Regions from separate parts of the Homo sapiens genome. Here region 2 is linked to region 1. Evidence: chromatin contacts called from ENCODE Hi-C data. All regions are on one chromosome and are shown on one strand. Each heading gives the region's core, a stretch centred on a gene start or an enhancer-like site at or near the end of the contact. The rest is flanking DNA. Distances are from core to core; before and after follow the strand shown.

What was found. Hi-C counts contacts between places; a loop is a spot of excess contacts on that map. Pooled maps may share reads with other maps.
Region 2: a map with no recorded cell type shows a loop between it and region 1 (23-fold over the local background). The contact joins two enhancer-like sites. A Hi-C loop is called at or near these places in 3 of 37 single-sample maps with no recorded cell type and 6 of 50 pooled maps.

The regions. Positions count from the first base shown.
Region 1 is chr11:86,591,826-86,594,525 of GRCh38, reverse strand. The region is part of intron 2 of ME3 (malic enzyme 3); the gene reads left to right. Among named protein-coding and RNA genes, the nearest start is that of ME3, 79 kb to the left of the region's middle. Within about 2 kb of position 1,450, at least 19 of the 41 ENCODE cell types and tissues checked have a DNase peak (open chromatin) inside an H3K27ac peak, as active enhancers do.
Region 2 is chr11:88,356,226-88,358,925 of GRCh38, reverse strand. All of the region lies in intron 1 of LOC101929174 (a long non-coding RNA gene), which reads right to left. Among named protein-coding and RNA genes, the nearest start is that of CTSC, 20 kb to the right of the region's middle. RefSeq lists a cis regulatory region at 1,173-1,378. Within about 2 kb of position 1,250, at least 3 of the 41 ENCODE cell types and tissues checked have a DNase peak (open chromatin) inside an H3K27ac peak, as active enhancers do.

The DNA.
Region 1 (2,700 bases), core at 201-2,700:
AGAGATGGGGTGTTTTTATGTTGCCCAGGTTGGTCTCAAACACCTGGGCTCAAGTGCTTCACCCACCTTGGCCTCCCAAAGTGCTGGGATTATAGCTGTGAGTCATTATGCCCAGCTAGGAGACCAACTTTGGATGATAACTTAAATGTCTCTTCAATGTACTTGTATTTTATGATGAGGTGAATATATGGAGGTAGAGAGCAAAGGAGAAAAATCTCTAAGGAATGCAATATTTTTATTAAGTGTTATAAATTAGCAACAATTTTAAATCATAATACTCAGCATTGGTGAAAATGTAGTAAGACAGCTACTTATGTACTGGAGTTATAAAATAGTTCGACCTTTCTAAAAGTGATTTGACAGTATGCGTACAGATACTTAAAACTGTTGATATCTCTAGAATGTAAGTTTCATGAAGGCAGGGATATCTTGTCTGTTTTTTTACTTTGTTTCCTTATTACTGTATCGTCAGTTTATAATGGTATCCAGTACCTAGTCGGTGCTTATTAAATATTTGTTGAATGAAAGAATGAGTCATCAGTCTCTTAAGTACACTTATAGTTCAATCTGAAGAAAAATCAGAAACAAAAAGTTTTGTGCTCATTACAGCATAATTCATAATTGTGGAAGTTTGGAAACAATTATATAAAACAGGAATTACTAGATAAAGCTTGCTGTGTTTTTCTGTTTTTTAATAACATTTTAGGCTGAAGTTTTAGTATGTGGGAAAATGCTAATCATAACATTTTTAGTGGGGAAAAAAGACTAAAAAATTTTATACATAGTATGATCTCAAGTTTGTTTAAATAAAATTTTTTTAAGCATAGAAAAAAGATAGGAAGAAAATAGAACAAAATGATACAGTGGCTATCTCTGGGTGATGAAAATAAGGTGTGGTTATTTTTTTCCAACTTTTCTGTGCGTAATATTACTTTCAAACTTGGGAGAAAATGTATCAGAAAATTCCTATTGAACTTAGGGAGATGGAGGTCGGGCTTGTGATCCAGTTCTGCAACTTACTGGTTGTATGCTGAAGTTCTGGAGCCTTTGTGGGGCTCATATGATATATGTGAAAGTATTGTTTTACGAAATATTAAACATGCAACCCAAGTAGGAAATGATAGCTGTTGCTGTCCTTACTATTCTTGCAGCATGTGACACCTTTCGAGAAAGTATTCAAAGCATCATGAGATCCTTTTATGACAGGTGTTAAAATTCCAACAGGTTAGGAATGACATTGTCACTTCCTGGAGGGGGAGCCTACAGTTTCGTGTTGTACGGTGCCTGGTATGTTGCAGGCAGTAGCTAACTTTTACTATGTGAGTGAAGGAGGGTGGAGGAAATCATGGGTCTTCCACATTCATTTGTCAGGGTAACAGTGAACTATAACCCTGGCATACAGAAATGAGTCATTTTCCTGGCAGTGAGCCAAGGCCACAGTCATCTCCAGGAAGCTTCTTTGTTCTCTTTTCATACCCAGTCATGCTGAAACCTTGTAACCCCATGCAGAGGGGTCTGCATTTCACCAGGTTAATAGATAAGGGAGCTGAGGCCTATGGAAGGTTAAATAACTGGCTCACAGTCACACACTTAGTAACCCATGGAGCCAGGACTCAAATGCAGGTGTGTTTGATGCCTGCGTTCTGTGCTCTCCCCCATCACTGTGCCCCTTTCTGAAGGAGTGACTAGGTGGTATATTCCCCAAATCTTGCTAAGTTTGGGGGTTCCTGGGATATTCCAGACTGAGCTGTTTTAATTTCTTCTGTTGTTGCTAGTCAGAAACAAGGAAAACTTGACATCTCTAAATCTGAGTGGGAATTGGGTAAAATGCTCCTTTGTTGCTGGCTTAAGTAGTAACCCTTAGATAAAGGGTTTAATTTCAGATCTGGAGACTGACCTAGTTGCATCCAGCAATTGTCTATGAAAACCTTGCCTTCTCACTGGTTACAATGAGATTCCCAAACACTGTCTCTATGTTTACCTAATTAAACTCACACTTCTCTCCCCTCAGATGTAGTAATGAAGTCACTGTGGCTAGAGGAACATGGGTTTTGTGAAGTGCTCCTTGACATTTGCTTCCTTGAAGATGGATTCCATTTACATTATTCTTCCAAGTGGTATTTTGTCAACAAAGCTCAATAGTCATTTGAGTTTAAATAGCCTATTTCCCCCCCTCAAGGCCTAAGAAACTGGCTTTGAGCAAGTGGTGAGAGCTGAGTTATTGGGAACTTTGTGAAGCAATTGTCTGGTGCTTTAGAAAAAAAAGCAGCAGCCTGGATGTTATAACCCAGGGACATTCTTGTTCAAGTGATTGAATTCCCAACACACCTGGCCATCATTGTCACAGTGCCCATGTCTGTAATGATTAAGTAGGTTAGTGGAGAAGCTGGACTAGCTGGAACAATTAGAACAAAGAATGTGGTCCCAGTTCTCAGGTGGTGACTTTTTTCTCTTAGACCAGACAGGCTTGGACTTCACGTGAGATTTTCTTCATAGGAAGTGTATTAGTTTGCTCAGGCTCCCATAACAAAACACTGCAGACTAGGTGGCTTAAACAATAGAAATTTATTTTCTCACAGTTCTGGACTCTAGATGTCTGATATGGTTTGGCTGTGTCCCCACCCAAATCTCATCTTGAATTCCCACGTGTTGTGGGAGAGACTCGGTGGGAGGTAATTGAGTCACAGGAGCAGGTCTTTC
Region 2 (2,700 bases), core at 1-2,500, 1.8 Mb before region 1:
GGATTACAGGCATGACCCGCTGCGCCCAGCCTATGAGGATTATATTTTTAAGGTAATTCAAAATATCTGAAATAGCAGGTGTTTGATAAAAGCAGTTTTCTCTCCTTTCTTCTGAAATTCAAATAACCAAATTTCACATCGCTGGAATTTTGGTGAATCTTTATACGGGGGAATTATCATGCCTGAATCTCATTCAAATACTTTTCACAATTATAAAATATTCTTTCTTGATTATTCTAATCCACATTTTACTAGCACAGAAAAATTAAGTCAAAGACTTGGTGAGAAAAAGTGGTTTTCCCCAAATGACCAGCTAGTTAATGGTAGAGTGTGGCCTGACATCAGTTTTCACGACTCAGAGGTAGGAAATGCCAAAAGCAGTCTTTCAAAGCTGGTGTGCAGTAGTCCTTCCCACATTTTCATTTTAAATTATTCAAACAAAAATTGTTTATCAATGACAACTTCCATTTTCCCCAACTTGGTAGTACTACCTTTATAGTTAGTTGCTAAATAACATATATTTTGATTAAATAGCTCTGAATTATCTTATATAACTTGTATTTTATTAATCGCAACAGGGTCTATTAATATGCACATATGAGAAAGTCATGCATGAATAGAAGACATACTACTGATTAATATGTGTCTTTGATGCATTTTGCTTCCTCCACTCCATAAATCAACTTCACATGGTCTGAATTTGGAAAACCCGGATATAAAGTTCTTCCTTGTTTATTGTTTTCTGCTTGCTACTCTTTTCTTCTCAAAAGAACTATGAATTTCTTGAAGGTTGGGAGAGCAGATTCTTAGAAAAAATATGAAGAGGATGAAGGTTTTTTATTTTTCTATGTTTCTCCTTTCCTTTTTTCTTAATCTCTGGAAACCTCCCACACTTCAGGGCCCAGGGCCCTCCTACTGTGATGTTCTCTCTGGGCTTTGTATAAATTCAAATCTTTTACCACTTTTTCTAGTATCCCTAAGGGATTTTTGTGGGAAAAATAATCTTAGCTAACTTTGATGACGCGTATTTTGTTACAGTTCTCAGAAGTGTTTGTATTTTAACCACAGGCAATTACATTCAATAAATATTTATTGAAGCCTATTCTAAACCTGAATAGTGTCAATTACAGGACCTTCCTGCCATGCCCACCACCTATAAAGATGCTAAGGAAGGCAGACAAATAAATAAATTAAATGAAGCATGCAGTCAATATGGTGATGAAAGCAGGTACGCTGTGTAGCTGTTGTACAGAAGAAGGAATGACTAAGCATTCTTGGTATAACAGGGAGGGCTTTCTCAATGACCCAAAGGAATTCATCATAAAAGTGAAATTTCAGACATCAGTGATAAACTAGTAGAAAAATTGCTACCCCTAAGCTAAATTTCACTGTTTTGTCACATTGAAACTTTATGCAAACAAAATAGAAACTTTCATCTCTTTGCCAAATTTTTCCCTCTGCTAAGTCACCCTACCTAAGTCAGTTTCTCTTTTTCTGTCTCTCTCTGTCTCTCTTTCATCTTCTCCTTCTCTCTCTTGCTCACTAGCTCTAGTTCTCACTCTTGCTCTTACTCTAAAAGCAAAACATCTGCACCATCACAGACTAGCTATAACCTCTCCTCCTCAGATTCAAATCTCTTCCTTGCCTTTAGAAGAATTAATGGTTCCCTTCTTCATGCTCTCCTCACACTGTATTTAAAACTCACAGCCTTTATCATATTCTGCGTATTAAAGTCACTACCACTCAGTTTAGTAGTAATAAACCTTTACATTTCTATTATAAATCTTACAGTTTACAAAATAGTTTCACATATATCATCACATGTGATCCTGACAACAGCTCTTTAAGGTGAGAATTATCTTTGGGTTTTTTTTTTTGTTTTTTTTTTGTTTTTTTTTTGAGACGGAGTCTCACTCTGTCCCCCAGGCTGGAGTGCAGTGGCGCCATCTCGGCTCATTGCAAGCTCCGCCTCTCAGGTTCAAGCCATTCTCTTGCCTCAGCCTCCCGAATAGCTGGGACTACAAGGGCCCGCCACCACGCCCGGCTAAATTTTTTGTATTTTTAGTAGAGACGGGGTTTCACCGTGTTAGCCAGGATGGTCTGGATCTCCTGACCTCGTGATCTGCCCATCTCGGCCTCCCAAAGTGCTGGGATTACAGGCGTGAGCCACCGCTCCCAGCCAAGAATTATCTTTGTTTTATTATGAGAATATCTAAACCTCAGAGAATTTACGCAAGATAATACATTTAGTAAGCAGCTGCCAAAGTTAGGTCTTCTAACGCTAAAGTTATTTCTCTAATGTAATTTTGAGACAATATTCTTTGCATAACATCTTACAAATTGAGGACATCATACTGGATTTGAATGGAGAAAATAAGCTACATATTCTTGAACTTTATAGTTTCCTTGCCTCTTATGTTTAACTATCCAGTAATTTTTATCACACTTTTTTAACATTTATCTTCAAAACTGCAAGTTCTGTTTTTGTTCCAGAAATATTCTGTGGAATTAACATGTGCATAGAGTCAAACTACTTGAACTTTATTTTAAAATATATTTATAAAGGTCTTTCTGCGCATAATGTATTGGATCACTTGACTCAAGTAATTAAACTATATACTGTTAATATTATGACTGGGAAATTTCCTTTAAATTAAGTAATTTCAATTATTCATTCAATTGTAGGTTTGGGTTTTTGCC